2 separate regions of the Homo sapiens genome follow, and region 2 is linked to region 1. Evidence: chromatin contacts called from ENCODE Hi-C or POLR2A ChIA-PET data. All regions are on one chromosome and are shown on one strand. The core of a region is the stretch at or near the end of the contact, and the rest is flanking DNA. Distances in the headings are between cores, read along the strand shown.

Region 1 (4,343 bases), core at 628-3,127:
GTTGGTAAAACTGCCTTTTGGTAAGGGAGGGGAAAACATCACAATCCAGATCTCCTTTCTTCCTCTCAACTCCTGCGCAATGTCGTGTTGTCTTTTCTAACTTTTTTCTGCCTGCAACACATTTCATGTGTCCATTCATTTGTTCCTTACTTCCTTTCTTTATTTACACATTCGACAAATACTGATCATATGCCCACTACGTGTTGTTCCAGGGGCATGGGGGATCCACCGAGAACGAAACAAGTGCAAGCCTCTGCCTGGTGGAGTTTGCGTTCTTGTTTGGGGAAACTGACCAAATACAGAAGTCATGAGGAGCAGCCTGTTAGAAGGTGAATGGTGCTGCGGAGGAAAGGAACAGCAGGAAGAAGGACGGAGAGCGGGAGACAGGAGGTGAGGAGGTGGAGAGGCAAGTTACGCAGATACACAGCAAGAGTGCTCCAGGCAGGAGGGGCCCCTGTGAAGGCTGCAGAGCTTGAAGACACACAAGGAGGTGGCTGGATCCAGAAGAGCAGGAGGAGATGTTGTCAGAGGGACGGAGTGGTGGGTTTGTGGGGCATCTGAAGGCCAGTGGGAGGACTTTGGCTTTTGCCCCCAGAGACATGAGGAGGCCTTTGGGAGCGTGGAATAGCAGAGACACATCTGAATCATACTTTCTCTCTTCACTCTGACTGTCATGCGAAGAAGGGGGGTTGGGGTTGAAGGCTACAGAGGGGTGAGGTGAGGAGGTCACGGTGTGCCGGGTGACCCCTCCCAGGGAGGCGGCAGCAAAGGCGCCAAGACCTAGGACTCTGGGTCCTTGTTGCAGGCATATCTAGAGGGATGATTGTGACGGCAAGAAGGCAAGGCTGGCAGGGAGAACACGTCCAACCTCATATCCCCTCTGTGATGGTGTGAAAAGGTCAGACCAGCGATAGGCTTGGGCGCCATATCAGTGTCTTCCTCTAGTAAATAACGGAGACAGCGGCAAGCAGTTCCATGTGCATGTGGTTCTTAGCACCCACATACCTAACCTGACTTTTCATGTATTTATTTTTGTTGAGACAGAATTTCGCTCTGGTTACCCAGGCTGGAGTGCAATGATGCGATCTCAGCTCACTGCAACCTCTGCCTCCTGGGTTCAAGTGATTCTCCTGCCTCAGCCTCCCGAGTAGCTGGGATTACAGGTGCCCGCCACCACACGCGGCTAGTGTTGTATTTTTAGTAGAGACGGGATTTCACCGTGTTGGCCAGGCTGGTTTGATTCTCACTTTGATTTATTTGAGGAAGCTTGTATTATCATTCCAATTTAGAGATGAAGAAACGGGGAAAAGAGTTTAGTTGAGTTGCCCAAGGGGACATAATTTGGATATGATGTCACAATTTAAACCCAATGTGAGGAGCATCTTGCAGAGTTGCTGTGAATAGCGAAGAAAAATGCAAGCGACTTCAGGGTTTGAAAATATTATATGAGTTTGTACGAAGATGTGCTATTTACAAAACACGCTTGTTTCTCAAGCCTTATTTAGCAATGCTAGGTATGTTTTTTTCTGATAGCAGTAAGAACAGGAAGGAACAGATGAACAAAGAGACCACAGGCACATTTGATGTGTAGTATTTCCATCTTTGGGGATGTTACAGCTATGTGACTATCTATTTAATTCTACATTAACATAACTTTATTTGACTCAGAAAATCAATAGACTATTTTTCCAGGCTGCAGTTTGGCAACAACCTATGGCCTGAGAATCGAATGACTTAAGATCCATCCTGGCTTCCCCGCCGGCTGAAGTGCAGCCTCTGGGCAGGCGACCCGCAGAGTTAGAGCCATCTGAGTCCCGGGCCAGCCTCACCTCCAGAAGGTGATGCCTGCTCTTTGTTTTCAGACCACACAACACACACAGGGGCGGGGCTTTGCAGAGCGCTCTGGCCTCCAACACGTATCACCTATACGCTAAACAGTTACTTTTCCTGTATTGTGTAACTTACCCAGAAACTTGCGTTCAGCAAGCCTCCGGGGATAAAAATACAATCCTACCGTGTAAAAATATCCTTTCTTCTCGGATTTTCTCTACCCCTTCTAGAGTTTCCCCCAGGGCAGATGCAAGGGGGCACTCTCCTGGGCCTCAGCCTGCCTGGTCTCCCTGAACTGAAGCCTGCTCGACAACAGTACGGGATTGCACAACACCCCCGCTCAGCTCCAGCCCCCGATCTGGAAGCTGCTGAAGAGAGAGATACCTCGACTTTTATCTGATTCTCCAACTCTCCGCATTCCAGAAAAGCAACTCAAGATCTAATTTGCTTAGTCATTTAGTTGAAACTGCAGTAAGAGAGGTGGCAGAGAAAGTGAAGCAGTAGCCAAATTAGATAAGGAAAAAAAAAAGTGAAAACATGTTTCGTTTTGTTTTTTTAAGATTCAAATAAAAACCATGATTTATTTATTTATTTATTTATTTTTTATTGCTCAGGATTAATTTCCCTGCTGTTTAAAATGTCCACAAAAGGCTGGGCACGGTGGCTCACGCCCGTAATCCCAGCACTTTGGGAGGCCAAGGTGGGTGGATCACGAGGTCAGGAGATCAAGACCAGTCTGGCCAACACGGTGAAACCTCGTCTCTACTAAAAATACAAAAATTAGCCGGGCATGGTGGTGGGTGCCTGTCATGGCAGGAGAATCACTTGAACCCGGGAAGCAAAGGTTCCAGTGAGCTGAGATGATGCCACCACACTCCAGCCTGGGTGACAGAGCGAGACTCCATCTCAGAAAAGAAAAATGTCCACAATATGCAGTTATGGGACAGAAATGACCCTGTCCACCTCTGTATTCATTCCTTCATTCTCCTTTCACTCGGAGGGCGAGTATAAAGTCCTCGCAGTACATGGTGCCCTGGAATAGAGACTGCATTTCCATGGAGATTTAGGGGAAAATGCCAATTAGTGTCTGAATCTTCTTATCACCGCTCAATGTAATGAAACGAAACAGGCATTCCCCAAGTGCCCATGGTACCTATGCAACGCCAACCCCTAGTTTGGGTAGAGCAGAAAAAATTCTGAGAACAGAAAAACCAAGTGTCTGTCCAAATGGTTTGTTATAAGAGAACAAACTTCACTTTCTGCCTCGACGACTTGTGGGCACGCAGAGAGGAGGCTACCAGGAATCTTCTGCTGTGGATTTTCACCTGAGCTGTAAGTGTGAGCACCTCCCTCCTTAGTGCTCGGACTTGGAACAATCAAACCTTGGGCTCTCCGGCATCACAGAGACAAGAAAAGCTTTTCTCTGTTGGGTAAATTATTAATCGTGGCACTGTATCCCCCTTGACATCAATAAAGTCACGACAATCAATTTGTCATGGTCCAGTGTGTGCTCATGACCGACTTGCCCTGTAATGTAGGTCAAACTTGGATTTGATGCTCTGATAACCAGAGACGTGGGATGAAAGTGGGGTTTCTCCTGGTCTGGCAGAACATGGCTTCCATGTCTGAAGCTTCCAGGAGGCAAAGCACATCGGCAGAGCAGGGAGCTCAGCCCTCGACGCGGGGCAGAAGAGCCACAATGCAGGAACTTACTATCCACAGTCACTACCACGCCGCTGTGGTTGCACCCAGGGAAGGAAGTGGAGAGAAAGGCACGGCTGGCTTGGAACTCCTGCTTCTGGTTCCGTTTTGCTGCATCAATAGGTGAAAAATAACTTTTTTTTTCCTCTAAGGAGAGAGTATCAGAATAGAAATAGTGTATCCTCCAAATATATTTCAGAAACAGGGAAAAAAGGAAAAATGCTTAATCAATTTCTCTTAAAAAAGAAAAAGAAAAAGAAAAAGAAGCAGCAGCCAGCAGGCAAGTGCGGTTAAGAGTGACTGAGCTGGCTTTTCCCCTCTGCCAGGCTGCCTACCTGTGTGGGTTGGAGCCAGCCCTGCAGTGCAAAGCTGGGTGGGCAGAGCCTACCTACTCCTTTTCAGCAGCAAGCCTTGTGAATGGCCCGGCCGGGGCAAATAAGCCAGGTGACTGTGGTGAAGCTTCCTGGGCATCCACCTGCCCCCATCTGCCGTGTTCCCTGCACTTTGAGGCTTCCAGGTGTACAGCTATTTGAAGCCACTCAGACACCAGGGTTTGCCTCCATCTGCCGTCCTGGGGAGACACTGGCTGCTCCTGACATGGGTGCTGGGTCTGCCTGGAACAGCCAGAGGCGTGGCCTCACCAGCATCCTCTGAGCTGGGTGAGCTGCAGGCAGGGACTCTTCTGCAGCCAGTCCCGAAAAGAGCAGGACACGCCTGTGGGAATGGCGCGGGTCTTCCACACCGAGTCTCTGTGCATTGTCCGAGACCACCTCCACGGGGGGAACGGCTCGGGAGTCAGGCATTGTCCGAGA
Region 2 (4,343 bases), core at 1,065-3,564, 220 kb after region 1:
GGCACGGTGAACAGGGACTTGTCCTTTCCCTGTTAGGGCTTTCAAATCTCAGAGTAACTGGTGACCTGGGGAATGTGGGTGTGTGGAACCTTCCCCACCCCACCGGACCGCATTTCCCAGTAACAGGATGGATGCCATCCATTCGACTTTGCACCATCTCCAGGTCTCCAAAGACCCACGTATGACGGAAAGAAACATTTGCCAACATGAGGCCTGCCTTAGCCACCAGCAGCCACTTAGAAGACACCGTGAAATCAGGAAATGAGATTCTCAGGCTTCACAGGGTCTTTGTTAATGTTGCTTTCTTGGTTTCCTAAAATCCATTTTTTTAAATTAAAAAAAAGTCCAGCTCAGAAGTAAATGGCTTAATTTATCCTAAGACTATTTTGGAAACATACACCTTCAGACTTGCAGCTAGATCTAATTTATCCCTAGACAACGGCCTTTCTGAGGTCCCTGAATCATAAACTCCATTCTCAAACCAGTCATTGAAAAAGATACAGTATATACACTCTGCCCAAGAAATATGATTTTTTCCTGCAAGGAGACAGAAAAGAGGAAAGACACTTGAATTTGTTCAGCCTTTCCTTTGTTATTTTTATTTCAAATGAGTGGAGTGTTTTAAAAGCTTCATCTACAAAATTAGGGGGTAAAAATCACAGCTACAGAAAGCTAAAAGCATCCATCCAATGGCATCAAATATTTATGGGTGTAAACTTTGAATGAAAGATCTCAAGTCACTTTGAAATGTTTTAAGTGAATAATTAAATTTTAAAGCAACCACTGTGCCGGCGCGGTCGCTCACGCCTGTAATCTAGCACTTTGGGAGGCCGAGGCAGGCGGATTGCCTGAGCTCAGGAGTTTGAGACTAGCCTGGGCAACATGGCTAAACCCCATCTCTACTAAAAAAGTAGCTGGGCGTGGTAGCTCGCACCTGTAATCCCAGATACTCGGGAGGCTGAGGCACGAGAATCGCTTGAACCTGGGAGGCGGAGGTTGCAGTGAGCCAAGATAGTGCCACTGCACTCCAGCCTGGGCAACAGAGTGAGACTCTGTCTCAAAAAAGTAAAAATAAAATAAAATAAAACAACCGCTGGAAGGCCTGGTGCTGTGAGTGGCACCGTCGTTGCAAGGACCACACTTGGGCCTGTTTCTGCCGCTTGGTCATGAGACAGAACAGAATCCATTGGGGATGTTATGGAGAAGGACAACGTGGCTAAACTGAAGGAAGAATTTTCTCTTTTTTTCTTTTTCTTTCTTTCTTTTTTTTTTTTTTTTTTAGAGACGGAGTTTCTCTCCTATAGCCCAGGCTGGAGTGCAATGGCATGATCTCGGCTCACTGCAACCTCTGCCTCCCGGGTTCAAGAGATTCTTCCGCCTCAGCCTCCCAAGTAGCTGGGATTATGGGTGCCCGCCACCACGCCCTGCTAATTTTTGTATCTTTAATAAAGACAGGGTTTCACTATGTTGGTCAGGCTGATCTTGAACTCCTGACCTCATGACCTGCCCGCCTCGGCCTCCCAAAGTGCTGATATTACAGGCATGAGCCACCAAGCCCAGCTGAATTTTCTATTAACCCTGACTGAGCAGCAATAAATAGGCCACCAGTAATAGAGAACATCAGGTTAGCTGAATGGACAGCTGTCAGCAGCAGAAAGAAGGTTTTTAATTGAGGAGGAAGTTAAATTACATTCACTTAAAGGTTACATTCAGTTCTGATATTTTGATGCATGTTTTACAAAATATTGTATTCTACGGCAAGAGTTATTGCTCTCTACACTTTCCTTGGGAGGAATTACATCATGGTCCACTGTCCCCAAGAAAAACCCTTGAGGAGATACAGGCTTCAGAGTTCTTCTTTTCTTTTTCAATCTTCAAAATATGGTATATTCACCATATTTTTCCACAGGACCCTAAGCAGGGCTAGAGCAGTCATCTATTTGTAAAATACGTTAATACTTCTGTACTAATTGTATACATATTCAGAATAAAGGACTTAGAAAGCTTGTCATCAATATTGTATAAATCTGCTCACTTTTTGCTGCCATATGTATTTTGGTGTCAGTTCTACAAATATGACTTTGTTTTCAGACTTTTCCTGATTTTAGAATTTGCACATGAGAAATCATATCTTAGATTTTAGAATCAGCCATTACCAAGGTTTAACTCTGGCCCCATCTGCTAAAAGACATGTCCTTGAGCAAACGATTTCATCAGTTTCTCTTTAGCATGTTACGATGGGGGTTAGAAAAGGCTGAGCGGCATGTCCCTGTGTGATAGTACATTCCAAACCTATGACTGGAAATAAAAAGCGTTGTATTTTCACTGAGGTCAGAGAAAAACATCAGAGCTTACTAGAAGATGCGTGCCCTCCTTCCTAGAGTAAAAGCTCTTTGAAGTAGCATTTGTATGTTTTTGTGTTTGCAGCCAGTACTCTATACTCTAATTTTCTAAAATTAAATTGAATTACAGTGAGGAAAGAGAAATTCGGTGAAGAGATGAAAAGACTCCTGAGTCATTCTGAAGGCTTCTCTGGAAGGAAGCCCTAGAATTCACTTTTGCAGTGCTTTCAGAAGAGGATGAAATCAGCCCCTTCCAGCCTCAATCGTCCTGCCCCACAGAAGGCCTTGGGGATAATAGCCCTGAGGTCCCTTCTTTTCCTGTATTCTTAAGAATTCACAGTTCTTTTTGGAGAGGAAGATGGCAAATTAATAATAATAATGATAGTAATGTAACAATAATAATAAAACAAAGACCTACCTTAGAGTTGTCAATTAAACAGTACCAATATATAGCTCAGGTAGTTTGTGTTTGATAAGATGATTCACTTTGCACCAGGTTTGAGAATATCCTGTTGTACTTCTTTGCAAATTCTTTTCTGAAACAGGATGTTTTCATTGTCTTACAATTGCTGCTATAGAAAAGAAAGGCCCTGATTTGAAATAGGCTGGTAACCCCTACTGGGAGAAAGCAGTAGTCCCTGTGTCAAAGCCTTTCCTCAAAACGAAAGTCATGTTGCTTTTGGGATGAATTCCGGGGGCTGAAGGCCTGCTGTAGCTCCCTGTAAATCAGACTTCCTGGCTAGATTAAGCACTCAACAATGCTGAACAGACCGCAAATGTTATTGCAAGCAAAATCCTATTTTAATCTGCCCTCCTGACTCTTGGAATGTTAAATTCAACTGCAACTTGGAAAGTTCCATCCCTTTGATCTCCCATCGAAGTGGGCTTATTTTTGAAGTAAAAGCTGCTTACTTTGGGATTTGACGTCTTTAAAAGTACTTTTTTTAAGTCAAATACGTTAAGCATCCTCTCTGATTCATGAAAAGGCAGTTTTTCTTTCCCTTGGGATGCTGTATTTATATGAAGGCATGGGAGGCAGGGAAGAACAATGTGGAATGTGTGAGTTTGTAAGATGTTCACATTCCCAAAATAAATGGGATCTGCTGCTTTAAGGGTAGTAGGCAGTGTGGGTAGGTGCCCGGTGCAATTGACCTCCTTGCTAGAAAATCACAGATCATTAGCACTGGCAGTGACTCTGTTATGTTTACAACCCATTGCAAAACAGCAGTGAAAACAAAGCAGTGTGGGTGAAACACAGAATCTATCATCTATCACGCTTTGCCTAGTAAAGCTCTGTAAGTGCTGGCATCTTTGCTGAGAACCCAGACAAGCCCTCTTCTGTTTGGGCATAGGATAGTTCTGACCTAGAAATGACCACCTAGAAACAGGCAGAACCAGAACATGGTATTTAGAGGAAAGAGGAGGAGGGAGGAGGAATCGGCTTAGCAATGACCCACAAGTATTCAAAGGGTGTCCTACACAATGCTGTGTGGCACCCTTGGCCAGACTGCAGGTGCCTTCAAGCTGAAGGCTTTATCAAGATAGATGGACAGGTTCTTCAGGCCCAGTGGAGCTTTACAGGGAGGTGCAGGGAGGAAGAGAAGTTCTGAGATCCTGCTGCAACCTGCCCACCACTCTTCATTCCTGCCGATCATGGGTAGTTAGGGTATGTGACCATGCCCTCCATTCAACCTTGTAAGATTAAGCTCTTTCTCTACAATGTGACTCAACTCATAAGTGACCTTCTATGGAAATGAATTCACTTTGCAGCAGTGATTACTGTAATGACCTCTTGCTCCTCCATGGTGGCTTTCATCTGAGAAGCTTCAGCACCTTCTAAACAATAATTAGCCACACCACTATGTGGTCTTCGCAATTGAATAAATTAAGCACAATCAACCTTGAACTACCTGAATCTTAATGACTTACATGGGGCCACATAATGGCTAGTGGCACACCACGAAGAACCTGAGAACGTCCATGTCTAGTCCCTATTCTAGC

What was found. A loop is a pair of places that touch in the nucleus more often than their neighbours do. ChIA-PET counts read pairs that join two places held with the same protein, here RNA polymerase II (POLR2A). Pooled maps may share reads with other maps.
Region 2: a loop to region 1 is called in a map of naive thymus-derived CD4-positive, alpha-beta T cell, with 5 times the contacts of the local background. The contact joins two enhancer-like sites. A Hi-C loop is called at or near these places in 4 of 168 maps with a recorded cell type or tissue (Calu3, MCF 10A, PC-9 and 1 more) and 9 of 50 pooled maps. POLR2A ChIA-PET finds 5 or more read pairs at or near these places in 1 of 52 experiments (CD4-positive, alpha-beta T cell).

What each region holds. Positions count from the first base shown.
Region 1 is chr10:3,666,330-3,670,672 of GRCh38, reverse strand. All of the region lies in intron 1 of LOC105376360 (a long non-coding RNA gene), which reads right to left. Among named protein-coding and RNA genes, the nearest start is that of KLF6, 120 kb to the left of the region's middle. RefSeq lists an enhancer at 1,829-2,330. Within about 2 kb of position 1,877, at least 17 of the 41 ENCODE cell types and tissues checked have a DNase peak (open chromatin) inside an H3K27ac peak, as active enhancers do.
Region 2 is chr10:3,451,107-3,455,449 of GRCh38, reverse strand. All of the region lies in intron 3 of LINC02669 (long intergenic non-protein coding RNA 2669), which reads left to right. All of the region lies in intron 1 of LOC105376360 (a long non-coding RNA gene), which reads right to left. LOC124902538 (a long non-coding RNA gene) reads right to left here. Exons shown (of 2, transcript XR_007062362.1): 1 at 2,761-4,343. Among named protein-coding and RNA genes, the nearest start is that of LINC02669, 50 kb to the left of the region's middle. RefSeq lists an enhancer at 2,551-3,188. Within about 2 kb of position 2,314, at least 4 of the 41 ENCODE cell types and tissues checked have a DNase peak (open chromatin) inside an H3K27ac peak, as active enhancers do.